2 separate regions of the Homo sapiens genome follow, and region 2 is linked to region 1. A link is an interaction called in ENCODE POLR2A ChIA-PET data of the cell type or tissue named here. Cell type or tissue: endothelial cell of umbilical vein. All regions are shown on one strand. Links, peaks and the distances in the headings refer to the core of each region. The heading gives the core; the rest is flanking DNA. Region 1 overlaps LOC124900647 (nascent polypeptide-associated complex subunit alpha, muscle-specific form-like). Region 2 overlaps LOC105374343 (a long non-coding RNA gene).

What was found. Peaks named below come from ENCODE experiments on the same cell type or tissue, not always from the same donor. Only the 100,000 strongest peaks of a DNase experiment are listed, where the experiment ranks them.
Region 2: POLR2A ChIA-PET joins it to region 1 with 19 read pairs; 3 of 35 experiments call an interaction of 5 or more read pairs at or near these places.

Annotation. Positions count from the first base shown.
Region 1 is chr4:1,147,817-1,157,537 of GRCh38, reverse strand. All of the region lies in intron 1 of LOC124900647 (nascent polypeptide-associated complex subunit alpha, muscle-specific form-like), which reads right to left. LOC124900837 (hornerin-like) reads right to left here. Exons shown (of 2, transcript XM_047416541.1): 2 at 3,838-9,721. The coding sequence ends at 9,378. Among named protein-coding and RNA genes, the nearest start is that of SPON2, 20 kb to the left of the region's middle. RefSeq lists enhancers at 6,779-7,279, 7,280-7,780. In endothelial cell of umbilical vein, for the core only: no CTCF peak of the experiment used is centred there; no DNase peak of the experiment used is centred there.
Region 2 is chr4:1,038,969-1,048,689 of GRCh38, reverse strand. The region is part of intron 1 of LOC105374343 (a long non-coding RNA gene); the gene reads right to left. Among named protein-coding and RNA genes, the nearest start is that of FGFRL1, 32 kb to the right of the region's middle. RefSeq lists silencers at 6,590-6,771, 7,152-7,350 and an enhancer at 8,880-9,721. In endothelial cell of umbilical vein, for the core only: no CTCF peak of the experiment used is centred there; DNase peaks (open chromatin) are centred at 949, 1,859, 4,329 and 4,879; H3K27ac peaks cover 1,285 bases.

The DNA of each region.
Region 1 (9,721 bases), core at 579-8,578:
TTGAAAGACTTTCTACTGTGGGTAAAATGCTATCAAAGTGTCACATGCTACAGAGGAATCTTTTGTGAAAGCATCAATTGATATGACAAACTTCACTGATGTCTAATTTTAAGACATTGCCACAGCCACCACAACCTTCAGCAGCCACCACCCTGATCAGTTAGCAGCCGTCTACATCAAGGCAAGACCCTCCACCAGCAAAAAGGTTACCACTCCATGAAGGCTCAGATAATCATTAGCATTTTTTAGCAATAAAGTATGTTAATTAAGGTACATGCATCTTTTTTGTAGACACAGTGCTTATTACACACTTAATAGACTACAATATAGTGTCAATATAACTTTTATATGCACTGGGAAACAAAAACATTTCTGTGACTTGGTTTACTGCAATGTTTGCTTTATTGGTGGTCTGGATCTGAACCTGCAGTGTCTCCAAGGTATGGCCTGTATAGCTATGTTGAAGGATAAAGCAAATATATTGTATTAATGCCAGTAAGTAGATTTTTGGCATAAAAGAGATACAAGTATATATTCAATGAAATGAAGTAAAACTCTTTAGTCTTACACTTCGATTGGACATGAGAATATGAGCTCCTTTTTTAATTTAAAAATAAGCCCACAGTAAAACCTTTCCTAGCTCTGTCCCCTGAGAAAGCTCAGGGCAATGACGATCTGCAGAAGCAAATGCCCCTCACGTGAATGCCTTTTATATTATATTAAAGAGTGAATGTTATTCTGTCTAAAGGACACAGGAGTGAAACTGAAGGGTCACCATTGGCCAAAGGTTGGGCAATTTAAGTATTAAGAATAATGACTCCAATATATCAGAAAAGCATTAAATACCCAGCCACTCATGAATTCATAATGATACTTTAAAGAATCCCCATTGGTTACATGGCGGCTGTTAGGGAACAAACATACTCCTTTGAAAACTGCTAATTCTAGGGAAAGAACCAAGCCCATGGCCGGCCTTTCCTGTACAAACTGCTTCAGGGCAAGCAGCTAGTTGGTGAGAAGTTCTCCTGTAGCAACCACTGAGGAAAGAGGAATCGAGAGAGAGTGGATGTCAAAACTGCCAGGCAGAGGCTGAGGGAACCTGACAAGGGGCAAGCGGGGACAGCACTGAGCCCCTGATGGGCTGTGGTCACTCAAGGCAGGACACCTGGACATCATGGCCTCCACTGTGAGGCACCAGGAGGCACTCAGCAGCAACTCTAGCTTAAAGTCTGAGCCCGAGTCTCATCAACTCTAACTGCACACGCCAGTACCTGGGAAGCTGGAGGAAGAGCCAGCCAACCCCTCGCCACTCCCAGCACAGTCTCTGGAGCATCAGTGTCAGTGCCCAGGCCCCGTCCTCACCTCCAGATCAGGGCGTGAGCTCAAAAAGAACCCCCAGAGATTTGCAGTCACAGCGAAGGTGTGCTGAGTCCAACGGCACCTGAGGACACTTTCACCACATCTGGGATGCCGGCCGCCAAGAGCAAGGGCCCCAGGGCCTCCAACAAATTAGTGGGTTAAGAAAGAGACTTGTGTGGGGAAGGCAGACCCTATAAATAAAAGAGTTTTAACAGACATAGCAACCAAGTGTCATGTGTGGATTCTGTTTAGATACTGATCAAAATAAATCAACTGTGAAAAAGACCTTTTAAGTCAATCAGGGAAATGTGACTGTGAACTGCGTGTCGGAGGACAGGAAGGGATTCTTATTAACCTTGCTGTGATGGCATGGTTGGTGACTGTTTCATTTAATAAGGTCCTCACTAGTTAGTGACGCATACTGAAGTGCCGATAGGTGAAAACGGCCTCTGACCTGACATACTTTAAAAGTGTGTGTGTGGTGTGTGTGTGTTGGTTAAGTAAAACTAGTTTGGGGTTCATCACACAATTCTCTAGTTTCATGTGCTTAAACTGTTCTAGAATAGACGGTTTTGTTTTTTTTAGCTGTGTGAGGAAGTAGAGAAGTGGAGCTAGCCTATCTGGCAACCCCTCAAGATGTCAGGCTATGAAATAACACTGGCAAACACTTACACAGAGTGTACTGTGTGCCAGGGACTGTTCTTAGCACTTTACACAGAGAGTATCATTTGGTCTTTACAGCCACCGTATAAAGTGGGCTCTTTATTCTCTCAGATGAGGAAACTGAGGCAGAGAACAACTAAGGAACTTGCCTAGGATCGCACAGGAGGTAAGGGGCAGAGGAGGGACACCCAGACAGTGTGGCCCCAGAGTCTAGGCTTGTCAACATTGTGCTTCAGAACATCTCTAAAGGAAAACATTGGCTGTTTGGGAGACTGAGGCAGAGGGAACAGACCAGTGGGAAGGGAGAGAGGTCTCTGAGGAGGAAGGAAAAGGTGGGCTCTGAAACTGGAGCTGGGTTTAGGTAGGAGGAAGGGCAGGTCGTGGATGAAGACAGCTGCAGGTGCGTGCCTGGTCACCCTTGCCACACGCTTGGAATCCAGCCAGAGCTCCACCTGGCACCAGAAAAGCAACAGCTACACCCTTCACCAAATGCCCACTATGCACCAGACCAGGGCTGAGAAGCCCACACCGCCTGTGTCATCTAATCCCTGCGACAATGCACTGCCCCTGCCTTATGGGTGACGGCCCGGAGGTCCGTCGATCTGTCCACACTCACGTCACTGAGAAGCAGTGTAGTCAGACAGCCCAGGCCCTCGGCTGCCAGCACTTGCTCCAAACCACACGATGCATTCTTTCCATCTTCCCACTTCTTTCCAGAGTGCTCAAAAGGGCTCGCTGAAGCATTCTCATGATGGTGCACTCACATACAAAAAACAAGCGTGTGCAAAAATGTGAGCACGTGAGCTTTGCAGCCGAGCTAGCTGTTCTCTGCCACTGTCAAATGCCCGGTCCCCGTGATGCAGTCCTGCAGTGATTAGTCACATAAGACGTTGCACTGGGGGCGTTGACGAATGGGTCACAGGACCTCTGCACTATTTTTGTAACTTTTTGTTAGTCTACAGACATTTTTAAATAAAAGGTTTAAAGAGAAAACACCGGATGTCGCAGCTGAAAAGACCTAATGGATCACTAAGTGATTTTCACTCCTTTTTTAAATGAGGAAACAGACTTAGTCTCTTCAGGGCACGCGCTCTTCCTAGTCCAGGTGGTTCCACTTTAGCCAGGTTCCCTTCCTCCCACCCACAGGTCCACACCCACCTCCCCCGCACCCAGACTCCTCCCAACCCAGCCTTCCCCCGGCACCCGGCCTCCCCCAACACACCCAAACTCCCTCCCACACACCCAGCTCTCCCCCACCCACCCAGACTCCCTTCACACACCCAGACTCCTCTCACACACCCAGCCTCCCCCAACATACCCAGACTCCCCCCAGACACCCAAACTCACCCCTTACACCCAGCCACACCCCCCCACACCTAGCCTCCCCACCGCACCCAGCCTCCCCTCGACATGCCTAGCCTCACCCCCACACCCAGCCTCCCTCCCCTCCTGCCTACACCTGCCTCCCCATCTCTCATTTCTCATACTCCATGACACCATCTTCATTAGAAGCTTCTTCACTCCATCAGAATGCTTCAACATCTTTTCAGTGGCGGATCAGAAAGAACTCTGCATCATCAGCTTGGAAAGGCCCCAAATTCTTACGCCTTTTTATCTTGTTCGTCGGATTTGCTGCAAGTATCTGCCCAGTGTCAGCGCCACGTGTCACTTCTCACAAAAATCAATTTTACAAAATTAGCCAGTGAAATACAAACACCCACTAACCAGTGGCACTTGCAACGGATCCATTTCAAAGAAAGTATTATCAGAAGTGGCTCAAGCAACAGAAATGCAAATGTTAACATTTCTTTTATGTTTTGGTTTTCCATTTTCAACTGCCTTTTATTTCCACGCAGGGGAACGTGAGGAGAAATGCCTAATAGAAGACATTCCAAGCGACACACTGGTAACAGGTAAGTAAAATGTGCTCGGTTAAATGTTGAACTCCAGAAGTGGTTTTACAGAATTCTGCCATCCTCTACGTCCATATTACTTGGCAGTGAACATAATGCTGCATGGTTTTCTCTTGATCATTTATCAAGTTATTCAAACCTAACAGCCTTAAGAGTGAATGGTAAAATTCATAAAACAGGAAATCTGGACAGTGTTCCCTGGAATCCAAGCTTGATTTGTTTTCCAGTTGTCAATGTTCCTCAGTAAAAGCATCTTGGATGCCATTTCTCACTCTAATAGTGGTTGAACATTCAAAACGTACGTGAGGTCTTTAGACTGTGCAGCAAGACAGGAGCACAAGTCGCACGTCCTCTGTGCCCTGACCTCCTGGTGTCCACAGAGCCATGGGGAGAAGGCATCGTGGTGGGTGTGCAAGTGCAGATCGGAGACTGTTTTCCAAGCAAACGGCTAGTAAAAGCTGCTAACACCATGGTGAGTTCCACACGTTTCCCACACTGCCACCAAGCACAGCCCCACACAGCTGAGCTTCACCTGCCTTCTGAGAAAGAAACAAGTACCTGTGGTGTCAGAACGGTGTAGAAAATCCAGAATATGCTTAACATTTAGGCCACAATCAACATCAAATTCCCGGGTTTTAATGCAAAAAAAAAAAAAAAAAAAAAAGGAGGGGGAGTAGGAAGAAGAGAATCTAGTGATATTCCTCACAAGTGCTGATTACGTATTTTATATCCCATTCAATCTTACAATGAATACTGTTGAATCCTCTTTTCAATTTATCTTGGTCATTACCTTTGAGTGTGCTATTGCAAAAAGTAATGACCCATCCTGCGAAAGATTAAGTAAATGCATCAAGCATGGAGGCAGAGAAAGAAACAGAGCAATGTGAGATCAAGTTTTGGGATGAGTAGCATGGAAAAAATAGCCAGGAAGAGAGCTGGGTGGTCTTAGAGCCCTCGCTGCTGCTCCGACACTGTGGATGAAGCCATATTTGGGACTCTGGAGTCTGTACAAGCCTGCCTGGATCCAAATCCCAGTCTGTCACCTGAGAGCTGTGTGCCACTGGGCAAGTGACTTACCCTCTGTTTAATTTGTGAAATGCAATGATGATTAAAAAAACAAACATCTATTTCTGTTGGTTGTGCTGATGATTAGGTTACTCTTTGTAAGGCTTTTACAACCTAACCCAGCTCACAGAAAGTACTGTGTTTGCTCAACACGTTCTCTGAGCCCAACGATCTCATCCCACGGGAAGCTTGGCCCCTGAGGTAAATAGCCCTGGGTAGCCGGCTGTTTTCCTGGTAACATATGAATTTTCCAGCCTGCAGTTGAAGGGGCAGAAGAAGAGGAAGGGGGACAGTGCTGGCCTGTCCACTTGCCTGTTGCCTCATGGCCCATCAGCTGGATGGGCTCACCCAGGACCCACTGGGACATCTCAAGGAACTGCAGCCACCTGAGCCACGGCGGCACTGGCAGCAGGAAGGCAAGTGTGGCTAGAGAGTGTCCTGACAGCTGTGTCAAGACAGGGTCTCAGTGATGACACCACGGTCCATCTAAAGTGGCTGGTGCCATCATGCCAGCTGCAGCAGGGAGGCACAGCCAGGGCTGCATGCTCCATGGAACTGGCAGGAGCTGCGGACAAGCAGGAGCCCTGCCCCTTCCGAGTTGGGTGGTAGCTCTCTGCAGACTTAGGCATCCCTGTGCTCTCGGGCCGGGAGCAGATGGGTGCCCCACTCTCCTGGGCACAGCTGCAGCCACTGAAGTCACAGCTGTAGACCCAGACCTCCTGCTCCACAGAGCAGGCAGAAGCCCCACCCAAGTCCCAGCTGCAGATCCAGGCCTTCTGCTCCATGGAGCAGGCAGGAGCCCCACCCCTCTGGGCACAGATGCAGCTGCCCAAGTCATGGCTGCAGACCCAGGCATCCCTGTGCTCCTGGAAGCCGGGAGCAGAGAGAAGCCCCTCTCCTAGGCGCAGCTACAGCCACCCAAACCATGGCTGCAGACCCAGGCATCTCTGCACTCTAGGGGGCCCAGGAAGCCCCATCCCCGGCCTTCGCAGGTTTGGAAGTGCCTGCTTCTGCTGCCTGGCTTCTCCCTGCTGTCAGTGTCCACTTTGATCTCAGAGTAAAGTCAGGGCGAGCCTGGGCACTGTTGCAGCCTGGCCAGGTGTGCACACGCTCAGGGCAGTGCTAATACACCAGCCCCCTGCTGCCTCAGCACCCTCCAGACTTTAAGCACCGAGAATAGGAGGGAAGCCAAGGGTGGGCTGAGGGTAGCTTGGCACTGGCCTGCAGGCACCCCTTGGCACCTATAGCCTGGACACCATGAATAGCAGCAGGACGCAGACAAGTTCCTGGGTGGAAGAGGGCAGGTCCCTGGTGAGGCCCCCACCTTCAGGCCAGGGAGGTCCTGAAGGCTGGGGACTGGGCTGCCAGTCCTGCAGACCAGAGTGGGAACTTCTGGTGCCTTTACCCATGACTGCCAATGTACCAATCACAGTGCACTTCCTCCCCTCTAAGGCCCATAAAAGCCCTAGGCTCAACCAGAGCTGAGCAGACATCAGGGCAACCAGATGCAGAGAGGAGCTACCCATTCCATGGCCTCCTCTCTGCTGAGAGCTGGGGAGACAACAAGAGGACCTGCCTGCAGAGAGCAACAGCCCACTCCAGGGCCTCCTCTCTGCTGAGAGCCGCAGGCACAAAGGGATGGCCCGTCTGCAGACAGGAGCAACCCACTCCAGGGCCTCCTCTCTGCTGAGAGCCTCAGAGATGACAGGATGGCCTGCCTGCCAAGAGGAGCTTCCCACTCTACGGTCTCCTCTGTGCTAGGAGCTGAACACGCGTTGTGACACCCTGGCTGTGGAAAGGAGCTGCCCCTGCGGGTCTCCTCTGAGCCGTTGTATCGCTCAATAAAGCTCGTCTTCCTCTTGCTCACCCTCCACTTGTCTGCAGACCTCATTCTTCCTGGTCACAGGACAAGAACTTGGGACCCGTCAAATGGCAAGGCTAAAAGAGCTGGTATAACACAAACAGGGCTGAGACATGCCCCTTGCTTGCCATGCTATGGGGGAAGAGAAGGAGAGAAGAGCTGCAGCCCTTCAGGGAGCCTAGACTTGGGAGCCCCCCAGGCCAGGAACAAGCAGGAGCCCTGCCCCTTCTGAGTTGGACTCCCTCTTTGGGGCCCTGTGGTTCCTGGCATACTGCATTCCCCAGTGCCAGCTGTGGAAGCTGCTTGCAGTGCACCTGGTCCAGCTGCAGCCTTGCAGAGAGTGGGCGCCCATGCCAGCACTGGAGCTGCCCACCTTGCAGCAGCTGCGGGTGTGCCTGACTGCACAGTGGCTGGACCCCATGCTCACTCACACACCCCTCACTGCTCTGTGCCTGACTCGCTCTTGGCAGGTGTGGGATCCAGGCCAGTAGCGTGAGTTGAGTGCAGCATGCCAGGCTGAGTGGGCAGAACAAGCCCAGTGGGCCCAAGCAAAACTCGGGCAAGGGTGCCACCAGCCACAGAAGTTTCCAGCTAGAAATGTGACACCCCAAGGATCCTCTGGCAAGCGGTCCCATCTGGCTGGAAGACCAGGGCCCACTGTGGCTGGCTCCCTCACCCAAGTCAGGAGCCTCTGGAGTCCTCCTTCCCACGGATGCTGCTGTCCACGCCTCCCTCCTCAGTTCCTGCCAAGGCTCTTCTCTGACTGACTGCTCCTCCTCACCTGGTCTTCCCAAGCCTCCCTACTCTCTGTTCTTCCCACTCAGCAGTCTCCTTAACCATCACCCTTGGGCAATTATTTAGATTTAGAGCTTGGCTACTTAAAACTCACTGTTATGGAAAACTTTGAAAGTGCATCAGGGCCAGGCATGGTGGTTCACACCTGTAATCCCAGCACTTTGGGAGGCCGAGGCATGTGATCACTTGAGGTCAGGGGTTCAAGACCAGCCTGGCCAACATGGTAAAACCCCGTCTCTACTAAAAATACAAAGAAGAAAAAAAATTAGCCAGGAGTAGTGGTGGACACCTGCAGTCCTGGCTACTTGGGAGGCTGAAGCAGAAGAATCACTTGAACCCAGGAGGCAGAGGTTGTAGTGAGCCGAGATCGCGTCACTGCACTCCAGCCTGGGTGACAGAATGAGACTCCATCTCAAAAAAAAAAAAAAAAAAAAAAGGCGCATCAGGCCACAGTTTTAACTTTTCTTTAAAAGAGAACAGTATGCCCTTAAAGTCCAAGAGCTACAGACTGGTCCTGGAAGCCATCCTGTGGGTCTGGTGCTCCTCACCCACTGCCCTGTGGTGGAGGAGCCCACACCTGCCCCACACCCTAGTGCCAAGGGAGCCTCTGCACTGGCGCTCTGGGGTGGCTGCTCGCCTTTTCCTTGCCGGGGAGCACAGCCCACAGCTGTCCATAGTGCAGGAACTACATCTCCACAACTGTATCCAATCATCCTTGTTCTGCCATCTGGGTCCACTCAAAATAAATACACATTTTTTCACCTGAAAGTCCGTCATAACTGAAGTCACAGATTCCACCCATCCCAGATTTCTCTTTGCAGGCTAACTCTCCTTAGTTGCCAAGTGCGCGGTTTTGCTCCAGTTTGTAACACACATGCGTGAAAGTATCTCGTTTGGGTCAAGCTAAGAGCTGGGAGCTGAAGACTCTGTAGGGCAAGACAGGCGAGCTCCCTGGGCCTGCCCCTGCCCCTGCCCCTGACTGCATTCAGCAAAGAAGCCGCAAAGCATGTAACCCAAGAAAGAAGAACTCACCGCTGACCCAGGACAGCCAGCCCAGAGGAGGCCGAGGGAGCAGGCTGTGGAGACTGAGGCAGGAGGGTGGAAGGCTCTGGCAAAAACGGGGGATGGGCATAAGACAAAAGAAGACTATTACTCAGACATGGAAAAACCGAGGACAGAAAATGGGCAAATCGTACAAGGAGAGAAAAGCAAACCAAACTCATCAAAACCAATTAAACAAACAACCACAAGTAAGTCATGGTCCAAATATGATGCCCTCAATTTCCCACAGATTGAGTGGTGCGAAGCTGGCTGGGGGGAGAGCCGGGATTGGCCTTTTACCTTGGCTGCTTTGGTCTACCAGCAGGCTGCTGGGACACAGGCCCTGTGCTGGGGGACGGGGATGGGGACAGGAGGATATCTGGGTCCCCTTCCCAGTTTCATGTCGCTCATAAAAGTGGTCATTTTGCTCTGTGTCAGCAGGGACACTTCCGGTTTGAAGGTGTATTAGGACTGAATGAGCTCTTTGAGGGCATGAACTCTTCTATTAACCTTTGTATCCCCAAAGCCTATTGCAGTGCCTGGCACATGTGGAGTGAGTGCTTTTAATCAGAACTGAACAAACTGCAGGATGAACTGTGGTTCTAAGACTTCCACACACATTGAGACGAATTTGAAAGTCAGATTCTAATTACAAGCATGCAGCCAGATGTGGATGCATCTCACTTCTTGACTTGGCTGAAAACTAACATACAAAAGCCTTTCTGAAATCCATTTCCATGATATCCACGGTGTTCTAAACTCTCCCTGTCAGTGCCATTTCCATGATATCCATGGTGTTCTAAACTCTCGCTGTGGGTGCCATTTCCATGATATCCACGGTGTTCTAAACTCTCCCCATCAGTGCCATTTCCACGATATCCATGGTGTTCTAAACTCTCCCCATTGGTGCCATTTCCATGATATCCACGGCGTTCTAAACTCTCCCCGTCGGTGCCATTTCCATGATATCCACGGTGTTCTAAACTCTCGCTGTGGGTGCCATTTCCATGATATCCACAGCGTT
Region 2 (9,721 bases), core at 787-8,786, 110 kb after region 1:
CTGAGGGGAGGGGCAGAGTCGGAGCCGAGTTGGGGGCAAGTCAGGGACAGGCACAGAAGGGGACAGTAGCCAGTGCCACTGGGCTAGGACCTCTGGGGGGGTCTCTCCTGCAGCTCAAGAGACTGGCGTGTGGAGAGCCATGGCCAGGCTTGGTTGAGAAAGTCACTCACTACAAAGCAGAAGCAGCCACATGTGGCTGGAGTGGCCAGCGCAGGGCCCCCGGTATGGGAGAGTGGGTATCCGGCCACATCCGAACCTCTGCCCCACATACAGCCTCCCACAGGGACCCTCCAGGAGGCCCCTGTGTGGGCGCCTCCCACCGGATACGCGGAGAAGCGCAAGGTTCCTCGTGCCCTGTGCTCAGGGCAGCCCATCAGTCTCACTGTGCTGCAGTCGCCTGATGCAGGTGCATGCTCCGAAGGCAGATGAGCCCACAGGAGCTCCTACAGCAGGCTGGGCGTCTGTCCGGAGCACTCTGGGTGTGCTTCCATTTCTAATAGGAGCGAGTTCATATTCAGGTCGCTCGGGCCGGCACGAAGCCCCAGGGGTAACAGATGCTCCCCACGGACGCTGGGGCCCCGCCCTCGGGATGGCCTTCCCTTTCCTCCCCCTGAACAGTTTTCACCACCACCACCCTTTCCAGCCTTCTTCACCTAAATCATCATCAAAGCATACTGGGTACTTCTTGGAAAGAGACCGGCCTTCCTGAGTGAGGGTCTCGCTCCGCATCGGATCAGGTGGCTTTCCCGAGGCCGAGTGCCCACTGCACACTGTGGCGGCCGGCTGGGCCTGGCCTTCCTTGGCAGCCACCTCGAGGAGTGCAACTGGCTGGCATCCGGCCGAAGTCATTCTTAGCTTTAAAATCTCCATGGATGAATAGTGTAAAGCAAAGTATTGGTTTACAATAGCTAGATGTGTTTATCGAAAGTGAAAGAATTTCCAGCTAGCACTATTTTCCCAACTGCAGCAAAGTCAACACCGGCAGGCTGCCGAGAGGGGGTGACAATTTGACCTTCGCGAAGTTGGCGCTGCCAGGACACAGCATCTGCAGTGGGGCTGCCCTGCCCTGGGCCTGGCGTTGGGAACCCAGGAGCAGGTGAGGTGTCCTAGGTTTGGAGGTGGGTGGTGCAGCAAACAGGCTGCCTGGAGGGAGTAGAGAGCCCTGGGCTTCCACCGCCAGCCGCGACAGACAGAATTTTATTGAAAGAACAATCCAGAAAGCCCCCAGAACTGACAGGAAGGCCAGGGAGAAGCCAGGCTCAGGAAGTGGGCAGGCTGGAAGGAGATGGGTCCGGCCACACCTGCGGACCTGTCACGGTGGTGTGCAGGTGCAGGACCTGCCCCTGCAGCCTGGGCTCCGCCTGGATGCTCGCGACCTCCGAGAGACACCCAAATCCCCGCACCCGGGCCTGAGTCGCCTCAGCGGTTCCCGCGCCTCCGCATGGACCTCCAGGCAGGTGTGCCCACCCACTGCAAGGCGGGAGGAGCCGCGTGCACCTCGCCAGCTCCCGGGTGGCACCCTGACACTGACCTGACCTGGACCCCCAAATCAAGGGGAGTTGGGGCCGGGCAGCCTGAAGGCGCAGAGCCCCCTCCCCAAGCACGAGCTTGGTTGCCAGGAAGCCTCTGCTGCGGCTCTGGAGAGGATGAAAATGCGTTCAAACCCAAGCAACTATAAACACGAAGAAAGGTTTTGAACACGTTTTGTTTTCAGACTAAGAGGAAATTCCTAAAATTCTTCGGTGGTAAAACCAAGACTGCACACCGAATTCACATTGGAGCGGGGCTAGGGAAGCATGGCTCCGGAAGGGCTCGGGAAGGGCTCGGGGATGGCTGGGGAAGGGCTCGGGGAGGGCTCGGGAGGGCTGCGGAAAGGCTCGGGAAGGGCTCGGGGAGGGCTCGGGAAGGGCTCGGGGAGGGCTCGGGAAGGGCTCGGGGATGGCTCGGGAAGGGATCGGGAAGGGCTCGGGAAGGCTCGGGAAGGGCTCGGGAAGGCTCGGGAAGGGCTCGGGGAGGGCTGGGGAAAGGCTCGGGAAGGGCTCGGGAAGGGCTGGGGAAAGGCTCGGGAAGGGCTCGGGGAGGGCTGGGGAAAGGCTCGGGAAGGGCTCTGGAAGGACTCGGGAATGGCTCGGGAAGGGCTCGGGAAGGGCTCGGGGAGGGCTGGGGAAGGGCTCGGGGATGGCTGGGGAAGGGCTCGGGGAGGGCTCGGGAGGGCTGCGGAAAGGCTCGGGAAGGGCTCGGGGAGGGCTCGGGAAAGGCTCGGGAAGGGCTCGGGAAGGGCTCGGGAACGGCTCGGGGAGGGCTCGGGGAGGGCTGCGGAAAGGCTCGGGAAGGGCTCGGGGAGGGCTGGGGAAGGGCTGGGGAAGGGCTCGGGGAGGGCTGGGGGAGGGCTCGGGGTGGGGGTGCTGGGGAAGGGCTCTGGGAAGGCTTGGGGAGGGCTCGGGAGTGGGTGTTGGGGAAGGGCTCTGGGAGGGCTCGGGGAGGGCTCGGGGAGGGCTGGGGGAGGGCTGGGGAAGGGCTCGGGGAGGGCTCGGGGAGGACTCGGGAAGGGCTCGGGGAAGGCTCGGTGAGGGTTCCGGAAGGGCTCGGGAAGGGTTCGGGGAGGGCTCGGGAAGGGTTCGGGGAGGGCTCGGGGAGGACTCGGGAAGGGCTCGGGGTGGGCTCGGGAAGGGCTGGGGAAGGGGTCGGGGAGGGCTGGGGGGTTGCTGGGGAAGGGCTCGGAGGCGGAGGGCACCAGGCACTGAGCCTCGCAGAGGCGGCCGATATCCTGAGAGCCTCCCTCGAGAGGCAGCTCGGCGGGCACCTCCTCCGCCAGACTCCGAACTCCAGATCTCACCACTGTCTTTGCACACCCTTCTCTGAAGCCCTGGAGAGGCCCCCATGTCCCCGCAGAGGGATGACCAGTATTGCAGACGCAGCGCACGGAAGAGCGCCCAGCCAGCTCTGGCACCCGCCCTGGCCAGAGTGCTGTGCCCGTTCGTACCGGGTCTGCTCAGGGCCCCCCTCCACCCACACCCCCATCAATAGAGCCTTTTGTGACTTTCAGCTGGGAAAGAATTCCACACTTAAAGAAAAGTTAACGATATTAGCGTTGATGCCAGAACCCGGCTGCCCTAACACGGATTCCCCCACTGTTGATGGCTTGTCTGTTTGCTTTGTTGTGCGGGCTGCACACACCCACAGTCATGTGCAGGACTCGGGTAGTTCCTGGGATTGGCCCTGCTCTTGGCCTGCCACAGACGCGTGGCCACCTTGGCCGTGATGCCAGGATGGGGCAGGTACCTACTGCAGAGACGGACGTTCCCACCCCGACTTTCTCCTGGCCTCAAGCGGCTGGGGCTGCTGGGCAGCGTCCTTCCTGGCCACGCCAGGCTGAGAGCAGTGCAGAGCCAGGACCCCAGGGGCCGGGACCTGCAGTTTCCACCCATGTAGGGAAGGGAGGCCATTGCCATTATCACCAGGGTCTCCACAGGCACCAGGGTGAGGATGACCAGAGCCATTGGAAATCAGACAAAGCCTGGAATCTTGGGGGAAGCAGAGGCCACCCCTGGCCTGCACTGTGGGGAGGGGCTCAGGGCTCAGATGCCTCTCAGGGCCACTGTTCCTCGGGCCAGGCTCATTCAGACACATGGCTGGGTCTGATCACAGTCTCAGGCGATGGGCATGGGGCAGGGGTCTGAGGCTGGGAACAGACAGCCCCTCTCCGAGTCTGGCAGGAGGGCAGCTCAGGAGCTGGCCTGGGCCAGTGGCTGCCCCCAGGCAGGGCCAGGTGATTCCGGAGGCAGCAACAGATGTTCTCCAAAGCTGCCTCTGAGACAGGACCAGGGCTGCAGGGTTCATCCCTCATTTTTCCAAATGTAGTAGACTTAAATCATCACCATATTTACTTGGAAAACTGCTTTCACAAGAGCCCATATGACCGCAGGAACAGAAAAACACCCATGGCAGTGAGGTTGCTTTGGCGGAACCCGCCAGGTGGCCCCACCAGGGCTCACAGCGCAGGAATTGCCTTAAATAGGGCAGCTCCAGCTCCAGCAGAGCAGAGGACACCCCAGCTCCGTTCCCAGTCATCCAGGCAGCAGAAAGCAACACAGGACCTGGCTCCGTCCTCACGGAACGTGTGGGCTGGGAAGGCCTCACATGCCTGGCAAGGGGCTGGGGCTCCCCAGGACCTTCAGAGCACCAGGCACCTACCCTGGCAGCTGGGGAGAGTAGGACTTACGGGACCTTCATCTGCTCCAGACCCTCAGAGCTGCGTTTTCCCCAAGGGAAGGGAAACATGGCTGCAGGAACTCAGGAGGGCTGGAAAGAATGTGGTTCTTGGACTTACGGACCTTCAGAAACCTCAGGAATCCACTCTCAGGAAATGTCTTTTCTGCCCTCATAGAAACACTGAGAAATGTGGCCTTAAGCCCGATGGAGCCCGGGGCTGCCTGCGATCAGGCACCGGAGGGCTCGGACCTGCAACTAGGGTGGGTTGGGGGGCTTGGCGCCAGAACACCAGGATGAGAGGGGCCGGGCTCAGCGCAGCTCAGCGCCTCCGGGGACCACGTGGTGGCTGGTTCAATTCACGTGAGGCTTGGAGAGCAGGGTTTAAGAGGGTCCCTCAAACCAAGCAAGAGAGCAGAGGGAGTACTGCGGAGCCAGGGCCAGCAGTCTGCGTTCAGAGCAGCCCTGCTCCCGGCCACCCCGTTCCGGCTGCCTCTCCCGCCCCCAGGTCCCTGCCCCCTGCTCTGCCGTTCCTGCCCGGCTGCAGCTCACCCCAGGCCCGTCCGGCATGGAAGGGGAGGCCCTGGGCTGGGGCGGGGGGTGTCCGTGAGTCAGCAAGTGACCAAGCAGGGGTTGCATCACCTCGATGACTCGCACGCCTCCCTGCAGAGGGTCCCGCGGCTGACTCAGGAAGGGGATGAGTGATGGGTGTGAGTCATCACTCGCGGAGCCAGTGGTCACTGGAGGCGTCCAAACACAGACTCTCAGTGTTGGAATTGGCAGGAGCTGTGGGGATGGACACACTCAGTCTGTGGCTGCAGTCGGGGAAACCAACGCCCTGCTCCCCATGCAGCCTGCACACCGCACCCAGGAAGCCTGCCTCTCCTGGACAAGGTCCTCCACAGCTCCCTTTGTCCTCAGTATGTGGACCCTTTGGGGTGTGGCCCAGCCCCTCCTGACCCCTTAGGGCACACCCCAGCCACAAAGCACCACACGCGGCCACCCAGGTCTCAGGCAGCCTGGGAAATGTGTCTGTGCATCACTGCTCTGTGCCAGTGGACACGTGTGTGCGCGTGCATGTTGGTGTGCAGATGTGTGTATGCATGCATATGTGTGCATGTAGGTGTGTACATGTATGTGTGCGTGTAGGTGTATGTAGGTGGTGTATGTAGGTGTGTGTATGTGTATGTGTATATATGTGTGCACGCATGTATATGGGGTGTGCATGTGGGTGTATATGTGTGCCTGTGGGTGCATGTAAGGGTGGGTGTGTGTATGTCAGTGTGCAGGGGTGGGGGGTGTGCATGTGTGTTGTGTGCGGGGGTGGGTGGGTACGCGTGTGTGGGTAGGTGTGCGGTGGTGGGTGTGTGTGTCAGTGTGTGGGTGTGGGTGTGTGGGTGTGTGTGTGTCAGTGTGCAGGGGTTGGGGGTGTGCATGTGTGTGTCAGTGTGCAGGGGTGGGTGGGTGGGTGTCTTGTGCAGATGTGTGTGTGTCAGTGTGTGGGGGTCGGTGTGTGTGTGTCTGCGGGGGTGGGTGTGTGGGTAGGTGTGTGTGTGTCAGTGTGGGGGTGGGTGGGTGTGTCAGTGTGCAGGGGTGTGTGTCGGTGGGGTGGGTGTGTGTCAGTGTGCAGAGGTGAGTGGGTGGGTGTGTGTCAGTGTGCGGGGGTGGGTTGTGTGTCGGTGTGCGGGGATGGGTGGGTGTGTGTTGGTGTGTGGGGTGGGTGTGTGGGTAGGTGTGTGTATCGGTGTGCGGGGGTGGGTGTGTGTCTGTGCGGGGGTGTGTGTCAGTGTGCAGGAGTGGGTGTCAGTGTGCAGGAGTGGGTGTGTGTCAGTGTGCGGGTGTCACTGTAGGTGTGTGTCGGTGTGGGGGGTGGATGTGTCAGTGTGTGGGGGTGGGTGTGTGTCAGTGTGCGGGGGGTGTGTTTGTGGAGGTGTGTGTGTCGGTGTGTGTGTGGGTGTGTCAGTGTGCGGGGGTGTATGTGGAGGTGTGTGTGTCGGTGTGTGTGTCGGTGTGTGTGTGGGTGTGCATGTGTAGATGTGCGTGTGTGCATGTGTGGGTGTAGGTGTGGAAGTGGGTTGGTGGGGGTTGGGTGGGGGTGGGTGTATATTTGTCTGTGTGTTGGTGTGTGGGGGTGGGTGTGTCTGTGTGTGTGTGTGTAAACTTCTGCCCAGTCCCTGCTGGGGGGCACTCTCAGACTCAGTATTTGGGGAGGCTGAGGGAGTTGAGGAGAGCAGCAGGACCCTGGACTTGGAGAACGGTTTGGAGGACGGTGGTCTTTGGTGGCTGCTCAGCTCCTTATGGCCCCAGGTGCAGGTGACTTGGTCCTGACTCCATGTTTCCTGCCAGCAGGGGAGTGTGGCCTGGTGGGTGGGGGCCCCCAGGGGAGGTAGGGCTTGCGGGAGTGTGGATACCCGGCTCCTTCGGGTGTGGCGGCACCAGTGTCCCTCCTGCCCGCTGTGCTGGTTGCTTCTCTTACTTTGCTCCCACACGGGATGTCTCCCTTTATTCTATTTTCACTTGCAGTGCTTCTGGTTTCTCCACTTTTACATCTTAGACTGAAACTTGGCAGAAAACGATGCACGATAGGATGTTTCTGAGCCAAGACCCCTTTGAGGACAGGCTGGCTGCTGATTCGAGAGCACGGCCCAGAGCATTCAAGGAGAACATCCTTGCTGTTGGGTTTGTTTTCTTTGCAGAGTGGAGCTGTGGAAGCCGACGGACACTCCTGGCTGGCTGCAGCCAGGCAGCGCAGAGGGAGGTGCGTGTTGGCAAACGTTTGTAACGCTCACTGAGCGGTGAGCAAGACGGGGCGTCGTGCTCGCCTTTTGTGAAAAGGAACAAAAGTGCTGCCGGATTCCTGGCCTGGGTGGAGCCCCATTCACATGACCCCCAGGGGCTGGGGTCACCCCCTGAGGTCCCTCCGTGGCTCCTCGCCTGCTCCGGTGGGGCTGGGGGAGGTGGCTTAGCTGAGGCTGCACCTCCGGGGGAGGAGCTGACAGGCGCCAGCACACACATGCAGGGGTGTGTGTGTGTGTGTGTGTGTGTGTGCACTCGCCAGCGCCTCCCCCCGGGGGGTGCAGCCTCAGCTAAGCACACACACACACACACCTACATGCACACATGTGCACCGACACACACACATGCACACACAGTTCTAGAATGACCACCCTCACCACCTCAAGACTGGCCATCGGAGGGGCCACACTCAGAGGCACGGCGGCTCGAGTGGCCAGCGCCAGCAGGCGGGAGCAGCAGGAGGGGAGCGGGTGCCGCCAGCCCTGCGGTGGCCGTGGGCCTGCCACCCATGAGGCCGAATTGCTCATGGAACTCATGGCCCCAGCTCCAGCCCTGTGGAACCAGCGGCCCTCCCACCCTCCACAGGGGCAGCTGAGCTTCCAAAGGCGAAGGCTGGAATCCAGTCCTTGGAACAATTTCCAGATGTTTTTGGCGTTAAAGTGCCTCCTGTGAAACTGGGGGTGCAGCCGGGCTGCCAGCCTGGGGTCTCCGGTCTACCCAGTGGGCACTTTTGTCATTTGGTCTGGCAACCATGCCACTCTGAAGAATGCTCTCTGCCCTCCAAGGAGAGCAGCCAGCCAGCGGGAGGCCTGTGCCGGGCAGTGGGCACGGGCCCTGACCCCAGCTTGGGGAGGGGCCTGGCATGGCAGGAACATCCTTACAGGCCCCAAAGCTTTAGCACAGTGGGAAGAGTGCACGGCACCTCTGAGCCTGCTCCCCAGGGGCACTAGGCCAACCAGGAGCCTGCCTGCCAGCACCCTCCGCAGCCCACCCTGCCTGGGTGGACAGACGGAGGCAGCCTGGGACCCCCTTGCCACGTGCCCCTCTGCAGTCCTGGTCACCCCATTGTTCAAGGGGTGCTAGGACCCTGAGCACTGCCCTGACCCTAGGCAGTAGGGAAGTGAGGGACACACACACGAGAACACACACGCCATCCACACACACACACACACACGAACGCACACGCCATGCACACACACAGAGCACCCACATGTGCACTTGCTCAAGTGTGCACAGACGCACGTGCATGGAAACCCCAGTACACGTGTACATCCCCACTCATGCACATGTACACACACACACACGAAACCCCAGCCCCACACACAACTACAGCACCAGGTGACACCTTTGCAGAAAAGGGATCGTGAAGCCTCAGACCCAAGTCAGGACTCAGAGCCCGGAAGCCTGTGTCTGCACCGGGCTCCCTCGCCTCCTGCCAGTGAGGCCCTGCCAGGCTGGGGAGGTGCCTGAGGGAGCGGCAGGAATGCAGAACCTGGGCACACCTGGGAGATGAGGCCTCCTACAGCCAGGCTCCCTGACCACGGTGTGGGCTGCAGCCTGCCATGGCCAGGTGCTGCCCATTTCAGGACCGAGGGTTCCTCAGTGACAGGCCCACAGGCTCCAGGCCACAAGGACCTCAGTTTCCCCACCTCCCTGGACCTGGGCTTGGGCCCCAGTTGCCCATCTAGGTGGCAGGGGCCCAGTGTCCCTAGGCTGTGACAACAGGGCTGCTCCCCAGAACTGCAGCACCAACCCTCCCCTCCCAAGGCCCCCAGCCCCTCACTCCCACTGGGCCGGGTGCCCACCCTCCACAGGGCCGGCAGGAACAACCACATTGGCCTGGTGAGCACTCGTTTGGGAAACTGGATATATTTGCAATTTTTAAAACGCTCAGAGCCAACATTCAAAATGGGGCTGTTTTTCCAGTGGAAAATGTAACATGAGCCCAGAACCACTCCCGCTCACACAGAGGCCCGCCCCCACCACCACCGCCACGCCTGGGCCAGGGCTTTACTCAGGGCCAAGCCTGGCCAGCTCCTGCGGCCCCGGCCCAGCACCCGCCACCCCCCCACACACCTGAAGCCTTCAGACCAGTGTGCAGGAGAGGCTGAGGGCAGCTGCCCAGGGCAGACAAGGGCGCAAGGGGCAGGCAGAAGGCCCTGAAGACCCCCCGCCATGGCTGGGTAGGCTCTGTCTCAGGGGTGTTCAATCAAATCAAGGGCCGCTTGGCCTCATACAGCCAGGCCCCTCTGCCCCCCAGGTGCCACAGAGAACCCGGCAACCACAGGGCAGACCCTTCCCCTCCACGGGGCCCCCATGGCCGACACACCCTGGACGAAGCCAGCAGGAGTGAGGTTGCCTCTGGGGTCTGTGGGCCCAGGTGCTACCCGACATGGTGGGACCCCGTTGCTCCCACACTCCTGGGGCAGCTGGGACAGCCGCTGTGACCTTCCCGCCTCAGAGGGGCTGTGCCCACCAGGCTGGGTAAACCTGTGACTGCTCATCCTCCTGGAAGGAGGACATCACCCTGCCACCAGCTTCAGCAACAAACACAGAAGACAACAGCTGTGACTGCAGCCTCTCCTGACACCCGGGAAGAGCTTCCCGAAGGCAGCGCGCCCAGTGCTTTGTGGATGTTTGTGGAGAAGATCAAATAAATGGTGGCCCTTTGAGACCTCAGCTGCGGTGCTGGGCAGAACATCAGAGAAGGCCCGGG